Linked DNA regions of Homo sapiens: region 1 is linked to region 2. A link is a contact called in ENCODE Hi-C or POLR2A ChIA-PET data. All regions are on one chromosome and are shown on one strand. Each heading gives the region's core, a stretch centred on a gene start or an enhancer-like site at or near the end of the contact. The rest is flanking DNA. Distances are from core to core; before and after follow the strand shown.

What was found. A loop is a pair of places that touch in the nucleus more often than their neighbours do. ChIA-PET counts read pairs that join two places held with the same protein, here RNA polymerase II (POLR2A). Pooled maps may share reads with other maps.
Region 1: a map of PC-9 shows a loop between it and region 2 (14-fold over the local background). The contact joins the promoter of DNAH2 here to the promoter of SOX15 in region 2. A Hi-C loop is called at or near these places in 1 of 168 maps with a recorded cell type or tissue (PC-9) and 5 of 50 pooled maps. POLR2A ChIA-PET finds 5 or more read pairs at or near these places in 12 of 52 experiments (A549, Caco-2, H1 and 7 more).

What each region holds. Positions count from the first base shown.
Region 1 is chr17:7,716,039-7,721,296 of GRCh38, forward strand. It overlaps DNAH2 (dynein axonemal heavy chain 2), which reads left to right and starts at 1,706. Exons shown (of 86, transcript NM_020877.5): 1 at 1,706-2,761; 2 at 3,683-3,862. The coding sequence starts at 3,697.
Region 2 is chr17:7,587,212-7,591,526 of GRCh38, forward strand. It overlaps SOX15 (SRY-box transcription factor 15), which reads right to left and starts at 2,883. Exons shown (of 2, transcript NM_006942.2): 1 at 1,933-2,883; 2 at 967-1,335. The coding sequence starts at 2,465. The coding sequence ends at 1,167. It overlaps FXR2 (FMR1 autosomal homolog 2), which reads right to left. Exons shown (of 17, transcript NM_004860.4): 17 at 4,019-4,315. MPDU1 (mannose-P-dolichol utilization defect 1) reads left to right here. Exons shown (of 7, transcript NM_004870.4): 6 at 1-60; 7 at 215-1,001. The coding sequence ends at 340. RefSeq lists an enhancer at 2,027-2,601.

The DNA of each region.
Region 1 (5,258 bases), core at 456-2,955, 130 kb after region 2:
AAGAGCCCCTGGGGAAAAGACCCCCATCATAGCTAGCTGTGGTTGCCCCGCCTTCGTCCCTTCCCCCTACCTCCACCTCTGTTGATGAGCTTCAGCAGCGTTTAATCGGATTGAGCAGTAATTAGCAAAGCGAGATGTTTGATTACCTATTTAGCATAATGTGGGGGGCTGGGATCCGTAGGCACAGCCACAGTTGGGGAGGGGGGTTTAAGAAAAGAAATGGGGTCTGTGCAAAGTTCCTTTCCCCGAGGGACCCATGAACCTTGCCCCTGAGGCTCCCCACCCCACGCCTCCAGCAAATTTTCACTCCTTTGGGACTTTTCCCTAGGGGTTCTGGCCAACCACATCACCTCTGTCTGCCACCCATGGCCTATCTGGCTAGAGGAACACCTCCACGTTCCATCTTAGCTGTGCTAGCTGTGCAGCTGGTTTTGGGGTGGGCGGTACTCCTCTCCTTCCATTCCTGCTGTCAGCAACAGGAGTCTGGCTGGGCAGGAGGAATTATTGGGGGTCGGGGGGAGGGAAAGGGTTGACACTTCTGGGAATAAAGATACGGTAGGTGGGAGGGTGAGGTCAGCGCTGGGATAGGGTGTGGTTAATCCACTTGCTCTTCAGGAGTACCAGGGACTGCCACTCCTGGTAGTGCCAGGCTGGCATAATGAGATCTGTTAGGTGTGAACGCCAAACAGAAAATGGGGGAACTGAGGTGCCAGCTTCTCTTCTCCTCATCCAGCAAAGAAAATGTCATAAATTTCGCTCCTCATGGAAATGTAATCAGTGGGCTCGCTGCTGGCTTTGTCTTAATTAGGCACTATTGATGGAAACAGGGAGGGCGCCTTCCCATCCCCCCACTCGGCTTCCTCCCTGTATTTCCCAGGTCTCCCCAAAGCTCCTCCCGGCACCAGGTACAGCGGTCTTCCAGGCGCCTTCTAGCAGCCCCGGCCCGCAGCGCCCCCTGGCACCCTCGGAGATGTACCCCGGCCCTCATAGCCCTCCCCTCTCGCCTCCTCTCTCACGACGCAGCCTTTGTTCCTATGGAGAGCGAAGCCCCTCCCAGGCCCGGTCACCTTCCCCAGGGAGTCCCCGCCTCTCATCCCCCCCAAAAACCAGCGATGCCTTCGAAAGCCAATCCTCAGATTCCCAAAACTCCAGTTCCCGTCTTCCCTCCCTTTCCCCGCCCCGCGCCGCCCCCCCGCAATCCTAGACCCCAATCCGAACTAAGAAGGGGGAAGGAGCAGGAGGGCAAGGGTGCTCCAGGCCCGGTTTTTCCCCCGGATCCAGCTGCACCCACGGCTGCCTGGAAATCCTGGAACGCCTTCTACATCGCGAATATCCCTCGCCGGCCTGGCGCCCGGCGCCATCTGCTGGACCCGTTCCGGCTGGGGCGCACAGACCTGGGCGCGGGGTCGGGCGATTGGGTTCTCCCTGCCTTTTCAATGTCCTGCGGGGCGGTGGCTCACTGTCTCTCGCCCCAGCCCTTCCAGCTGGGTCCTGACACCAGGCCCCCCGCACCCTTCGGCTCGCCAGATGTGGCTACTTTCCTTTAGTCCCGGAGCCTTCAAGCCCTGGGTCCCTGAGGGGTAGACCTGGGCGGGGTGGGGCCGCGAAGCAGGGATCCAGGGCGCCTGCGCGGAGGAGGCGGGCTCCGAGGGGCCGCACACCGGCCACTCGCCCCTCCCTGCCCGGGGTTGCCATGGGGACGCGTGCAGACGCCGGCCCGAGAGGGCTGCGAGGGGCAACTTCTTAGAGTGGCCCATCGGTCGGTCTAGGGAGGGGAGGGTCAGCGTGGCAAGGTGTGTGTCGGGGGCAGAGGGAAGGAGGGAAGGAGTGCTGGGGAGAAGGGGCAGTAGTGTCGGGGTAGGAAGGGACAGTTGTTGGGGAGAAGAGGCAGTTGTGGAGGGAGAGGGAGCAAGGAATATTTGTGTGGGGGAGGGGGAGGAGAAGGGGCAGTTGTGACAGCTGGGGGGGAAGAGCCATTCTGAGGGGAAATTTGCCTGCTGGTAACCAGTTTAAGGATACCAGCTGCTGGTATAAATACTGCTGGATAAATACTGCTGGATTTATACTGCAGGATAAATACTGCTGGCCCCTGCGGTATTTCCTAGTACTAGAGTGAGCCCCGACTTAGCAGAGCAGTTCCTCCTGGGGCCTGCGGTGTGGGATCGCGTGGTGAACCCCACGGTGCATGCGCCTCAGGCTCTAGTTTGAGGCAGGAAAGCGCAGCTTGATGCTTCTCTGGAGACTGATGGAGGAAGCCTCCTTGCTGTAGTTGGTTTTATTGATTTGCTGGCCTAACAGAACGTTTTTCCTTGGAGCAAAGTACAAATCCTTCAAGTTTGAAATTCATAACCTGAGATCAATGCCTGTGGCAGCCTGTGGGGATGAGGAAGGAGAGCCACAGGTGCCGTTAGGCTGCAGCCTAATGAAAAGAGAGTGCCCAGCGCCTCAGACTTTGCGCCTGGGATTCTGAGCACCTGTCCGAGATCCCCGCTTCCTGCCATCCTACCTTTCTGAGAGAGGCACCACTGTGACCTTCCTCGTGCCCCAATTGCTTTTTCCTCATGACACAATTTGAAATTTATGATTGGATGACTTTTGTCCTTCTTTCTTCCAATCTGTTCTCAGGGCATTTTGAGTCAAATAAATGATCCTGACTGATCTTAACCATTAGCACAGAGTTCCTCAGCCAACTCTGCTAAGAGACCTCAGTACACACAAAACAGTGTTCCTGCCCCTCAGGACTTCAAAGCGATAGACCCAGGTGGCAAATACTGTTTTTCTCTGTTTACAGATGTTGCAGATTTTAGTGGGATTGGGAGGAGCATATTTCCATTTAACTTGGGAGGAAAAGAGGTACATAGGAAAATCATCTTGGTTTGCTTGAATGATTGAACAGTGACAAAGGATGGGGGATGTGCACCCCTTCCTTGATCCTCTCTCACTCACTCATGGTCCTGGAGGGTAGAGTGGATGAGGGTTTGGGCAACCACACTTCAGCTTGATAGATCTTTTCCTGATTATCTTATGTTCTCATACCCCGGGGCAGAGATAGAGGTTCTAAATCCTCATTAGTGGGGTGTCTGGCCATCTTTTTTTTTTTTTTTTTTGAGATAGAGTCTCACTCTGTCAGCCAGGCTGGAGTATAGTAGCATGATCTTGGCTCACTGCAGCCTCTACCTCTCGGGTTCAAGAGATTCTCCTGCCTCAGCCTCCCGAGTAGCTGGAATTACAGGCACGCACCACCACTCCTGGCTAATTTTTTGTATTTTTAGTAGAGACGGGGTTTTGCCATGTTGGCCAGGCTGGTCTCGAACTCCTGACCTCAGGTGATCCACCCGGCTCGGCCTCCCAAAATGCTGGGATTACAAGCATGAGCCACCGCACCCAGCCTGGCCATCATCTTTAACTCCCATTTGTTCCTAGTGCCTTGAGGGACTGACTTTGATTTTTAGCCCAGTGCCCCGAAGACAGTAGGATATCCTAGGGAAAAACAGCAAGGCCTCCCAGGCCCCTGTGGAGTACAGAGCCCTTGTGGTTAATGGAGCAGGGTGTGGGTACCACCAGAAAAGATGATCATATTGAGTTTCAGTCAATTTATGAATTCAAAAGGGACTGCTTGTATCAGGGGGCTGGTTCAGGGGTGGTATCTGCTTGTAGACTCTCCACTCCTGTATACCTGTAGGTTTTGCCTGCACGATGTCCAGCAAAGCTGAGAAGAAGCAGCGATTGAGTGGCCGAGGAAGCTCCCAGGCAAGCTGGTCAGGGCGGGCCACTCGGGCTGCTGTGGCCACACAGGAGCAGGGGAATGCCCCGGCTGTCAGTGAGCCAGAGCTGCAGGCTGAGCTCCCCAAGGAGGAGCCTGGTGGGTACTTGCTGGGGCAGAGGATGCTTAGCAATGGAGGGTGGGGAAAGTCAGAGGGGCTTGGAGGCATTTTAGGGCTGGGGAGCAGGCGCTGTTGCTTCTGGGCAGGAAACGGGCTAAGTGACGCCCCCAGCCATGGAGGTTCAGCAGCCCTGCCACTGAGTCCTTTTTTTGTATGTCTTCCTCCTGGCCAGCCTCATCCTTGTTCTTTCTGTCTTAAAATTTCCCACAATATACCAGGAGTTCACCAACCAGTCCTTTCTCTAGCCTCTTCCTCCTTATTTCAAGTGTTCCTGGTTGCTCCTACCCCACTGAAGAGGGTTTGATCTCTTCCTTTTTCCCATTTTCACCCTGGGTGGCAAAACAAATAATGTTTTTCTCCCATTAAGCCCATCACCATGGAGACTCAGCCTGTTTTGCCACCCTTTGAATCCAAAGCCCGGCTGATGCTTTCTACCATCTGTTGAGGGCTGTTCTATCTCCGCCCTCATTTTGGCAGGGACTTGGTAGACTGCGGAGGTTCAGGTTCAGGATGACAGGAAAGAAGTCTAGATCTAGGGAGGAAAGAGTTTAACGAGGCAGCCTCTTGTGGCTTTGACCTGAGGGATTCCTTTCCTGTGGGTGAGCCGGAGCCAGTAAGGTTGGAAGGTTTTTGGTAGTTGTTGCTATTGCTGGGATCTCCCTGAGAGCACTGGTCAGTGTAGACAGGACTATGAGCTAAGTGTAGACCTCCTTCTTTACCTGGAGCTCCTTTACACTGATAGTAGCTTGTGAAATAGAATCCCCTTCTAAAATTAAAGGTTGAGAGGTTAAGCGTGGGCATGGGAGAAAAGTCCCTGGGCCATAAGAACTTGCATTAGGTTCCAGGATCTTAGAAATGTGCAGAATGTATCCTTCTGAGTTCTGAAGTGCTCAGGTGAAAGCAGTTAAAATGGGATTGCTCGCTGCTAGGAGGAGTAGGGGAAGATGGGAGGGAAGACAGTGAGGTTCAGTATGGAGAATCCTCTGGGGAGGTAAGGGAAGGAGCTTTAAAATGAATGTGTTGGCCTTCGAACAGCAAGGATTTCTGCCTCTCCCAGCTCCAAGCTTTCTTTTCTTTCTTTCTTTTTTTTTTTTTTTTTTTTTTGAGACAAATTCTCACTCTGTCTCCCAGCCTGGAGTGCATTGGCATAATCTCAGCTCACTGCAACCTCTGCCTCCCGGGCTCAAGTGATTCTTGTGCCTCAGCCTCCCAAGTAGCTGGGATTACAGGCATACACCACCATGCCCAGCTTATTTTTTTTATTTTTTTGAGACAGAGTCTCTCTCAGTTGCCAAGGCTAGAGTGCAGTGGTGCGATCTCAGTTCACTGCAACCTCCACCTCCTGGGTTCAAGCGATTCTCCTGCCTCAGCCTC
Region 2 (4,315 bases), core at 1,633-4,132:
GCCATCACAGTCTTCCTGCTGTTTGGGGGCTCCCTGGCCCGAATCTTCACTTCCATTCAGGTGAGTGCAACATCTTCCTTCTAGAAGGCACTAAAACCTCGTCTTACTTCTCCCAGCTAAGGGCCAAAGCTGCCCCGTGAGGAACCTTTGTCCATAAGGGAACCTTTCTTGAGCTATGCTGAAGGGTAACCCTGGCTCTGTCTCTTGCAACCAGGAAACCGGAGATCCCCTGATGGCTGGGACCTTTGTGGTCTCCTCTCTCTGCAACGGCCTCATCGCCGCCCAGCTGCTCTTCTACTGGAATGCAAAGCCTCCCCACAAGCAGAAAAAGGCGCAGTAGAGCCAGCTACTGGAGTCATTCCGTTTCCACTCATTCACCCAACCTCAGGGTTCTCCCCATCTGAGCCAGCCTGCTGGTGTGACTTACTCATCCTCCATTCCTCTGCACTTGCAGACTTTCTGAGCCAGGGTTTTCTTTTAGTGGAAACAAATGGTTGATGGATCCAGATCCTTAGAAAAGGAGAGGATGGGGGTAGAGTCTCCCAAGCCAAAATTTTGACATTTGAGTGCTTTCGTAAGCCCTGTACATGTACTATTAATTCAGTCATTCAGCCAAGCCTCCTCCTCTAGCAGCAATTTCCAGCTGTGTAACACTATCCTGGGCAAATGTTTTACCCTGTCCTCCAGCCTCCCTGCTTCCCTTCTGGCCCTGGAAGACTGAGTCTGGACGGCAGAGTGGAGGGACTGGGAGGCTGTGGCTGCCTCCCTCCCTCAGCCCGGCTGGGACTGTCTCCCGGACCCCAGTGCTGGGGTGGGGGAAGGGGGACGGAGAATGACTCAGGCAGGGCCCCAGGGTGGGGTGAGGAGGTTCCTGCTCTGGCAGGTCTAGGCGGAAGGGAGTGGAGATGGGGCTGGTTCCTGCTGCAGTGAGGGGAACAGATGGGACAATAAAGACTGGAGACTCAGTTGAATAATACAAAACTGTTTAATACTACCAAAAATATAATTGTATGTTGTGCGGCTCTCCCTGGCTATCATGGGAGGACTGCAGGCTGCCTCTGAACTGTAGTCCAACAGGAGAAAGGGTTGACAGCCTGGGGTAGGGGATGCTGCTGGATTAAAAAAGGAGGATGAGGCCCGTCCCGTGAGGTCTGCGTCCATGAGGGTTAGAGGTGGGTTAGGGGCATGGGGGCACCAGCAAGGGGAGGGTTGTATGGAGTGGGAGAGCCAGGGGGCAGGTAGTGGGTATAGGTGGGCAGCAGTTCCCCCTGGAGCCTAGGGTCACTCTGAGGGAGGGAGCACGGTGAGGGGGCTTCCAGTTTGCAGTGGGAAGAGCTGCAGAGAGAAACAAGAGGTTAGAGGGCACTTCCCTGGGTTGGAGGTGAGTCTGGCCAGTTCTGGGCAGACAGGGTAGAGCGTGCCACCCACCCAGCCCTGGCTACCCAGCCCGCTGGGCGCAGCAGGCATGGAAGCCGACCCCGGGATGGAGAGCCCGCGGCCCTGTTGGGGCACGCTCGGGAGCGGGCTTGCGTGCTGCACGGCTGTTTTCCTCTTGGGGAGTCAGGCCAGGAAAGGGCAGAATGAGCTCGGCCTCTCCTTGCCCTGGGGGCTGGGAGAGGAAGCTGGGTCACACACAGGCCAGAAGCAGGGGGGAAACGGGGCATCTAACTAGGACACAGTCGCATCCAGGGGTCAGTCACCTGACCCTACAGGGCCCACCACCTTCAGACTGAGATGGAAACGCCCTCTGGGAGAACCCTGATCCGCCCCACCCTACACAGGCCCCGGAGGTACTGGGCCTGCGCCCGCCACACCTTGGCCGCGAGTGGCCTCTGCTTGGGTGGGCTCCCGTCCTCCGGCATCCGCCCCCACCAAGGCTCCAGAAGAGGGGCGCATGGGCCTCCGTCTTCGGCCCGCTTCCCAGGCACTCACCCATAGCTGCCAGGCAGGTAGGCTGTCGAGTAGCTGGGGGGTCTGTACCCAAAGCCTCTGCTCGGTTGGGTGGTCGCGTACCCCGGCCCCCAGAGCGGGCCGCCGCTGGCCAGGTTGCCTCTTCCCTGTCCGCAGCGGGAAGGTCCGGCGCCCGAGCTCTTGGCCTTGCGCCGAGGCCGGTACTTGTAGTCGGGGTAGTCGCGCAGGTGTCGGGCGCGGAGCCGCTTGGCCTCCTCCACGAAGGGCCGCTTCTCGTCCTCGTCCAGCAGCTTCCACTGCGCGCCCAGGCGCTTGGAGATCTCGGAGTTGTGCATCTTGGGGTTCTGCTGCGCCATCTGGCGGCGCTGAGCGGAGCTCCACACCATGAACGCGTTCATCGGCCGCTTCACCTTCTCCAGGGGCAGCGTCCCGGGGGCCGCGGGGCTCCCAGCGCCCTCCCGCTCCTGGGGTCCCGAAGATGAGGAGGCAGCAGCCGTGGCAGCCGGAGGCTCCAGGCTCCAGGCCTGGTCCTGTGAGGAGCCTGGTAGCGCCATGGGTTGGGAGAAGCCTTAAGAGGGCGTCCTGAATGCCCTCCCCTCAACGTGAAGCGTCGATCCTGAAAATGGAAAGGTCTTCCCAGTCTGGAGTCGTTGCCGAGGAACTTGGGTCCTTAAAAAGTGTATTTTATCCCCAAGCCCAGAGCTTAAACCGGAGCCTTTGCTTCCAACCTGTTCGGCACACTTTGGGGAGAGTCGAATGCAAAATCCGCTGTCTGGTGCCCCGGCACTGAAGAGGTGTTCTGAGGCCTACTGACTGGGGGACCCCCGGTCCCTCTCCCCGACCCGCAGCTGCGATCAGACCGACCTTCCGTGGAGGGGGTAAACCATAAACCCCTTTGTGGTCTCCGGAGTTCCGACAGCTGCCAGGCGCGGATAGGCCAGACCTCTCCCACCTGGGCTCAGCGTTTGTGGCAGGCGGGCCAGACCTGGGAACAGCTTTTAAAGACTGACTCCGCCCCTGTCCCTCCCATAAGACTGCACCTCCTTAAGGGCGCCAACATCCTCAGCCCGTAGGTAAACCCAGGTGTCCTGTTTGTCCCAGCCCCCAACACCCTCAGGGTGCCACGCCCCCCGCCCCCCCCACCCAAGACCTGATGTCAGGCCTTCCAGCCCGTTGCTGATTGCCTCCCCTCCCTGAAGCACAGGCAATTTAAAGCCAATTCTTTCCACAATGGGATCAAACACAGGGGGATGAAGTGCCCTCAGGGCCCGAGTTGTGCTGAGAGGAGCTTGGGAGCATCCCGGACCACCACCCCAACCCCTTTCCTGGTGCCTGTTGCTCCTCAAATCCCAGAACTGCCCCTGGGGCAAGAAAGGCCGAGGAGGGAGACCATTTTTGTTTCCTGAGTCATTCCAGCAGGTGCTTGGGCCGTGATTCAACCCCTTTCCCAAGTGAGAAAACTTAAGCCCTCCCAACTCCAGTCCCTAAACCTATATTTCTCCACTGCTATTGAATTATGGCAAGTTTTAGCTTCAGTCGTCCAAGTCATGAGGGGGGAGCCAGGAAACCCAGGACAACTCCCCAAGTTAAGAGGTCTGTGATGCGCATGCCGGAGAAAAAGCCTGGAGCCAGAACAGAACACCACCAAGAAGGCCGGACCCCGGGCTCCAGAGGCTGCTGTGAGGGAACCCTGCTCCCCACTCTGCCCAACGGCCCAGCCCAAGCCCCAGGCCTCAGGTAATCGGATTAAGCAGCCTGCCTTGGCTCTCAGCTTCTACAGGAACAGCTCCAGCTCTGAGCAGCCCTGCCTAGCCTGTGCTGTGACTCAGGGTATAGGAGTGGCCCAACTCCCTCTACCAGCAAACTTGGGGGAGGGGAGAAGCAACAAGGCACAAGCCCCCCTCCTCTGAACCAGGAGGGAGAACCTGGGCCTGGGGAGTTTAGGAATGTCAGGAATTCCCAGAAGTAAGACCATCTTTGGGACAAGAGACAATGAAGAGAAGTCAGATGTGGAGGAACAGAAAACAAGAGCCAGGGGCCAGGGCAGGTCAGTCCTAGAGAAACAAATGGACCAAACTGGGGACAAAGAAGGCACAGGAGCCAGACAGCCATTTGGATTTTTTTATTCTCTTTTTAAATACTGTACAGTGAAAAATAAATACGCCTTCTCATCCACCAGACAAGGTTGGTCCCCTCCCCAGGGGGACCTTGTCACCCCCCTTCATACACACCCCTGGTTCTACTCCAAAACCTTCCCCGTGCCTCCCACCCACTTATCTCTTACTATCCCCGTCTTCCACAGTGATGAGGCCCCAGAAATGGGGGGTACAGGATGGGAGGAGGGATAGCAGGGGAGGCCCCCTGAACGGTCAAATCTGGGTGGGTCGAGGAGCACCCCCCACCA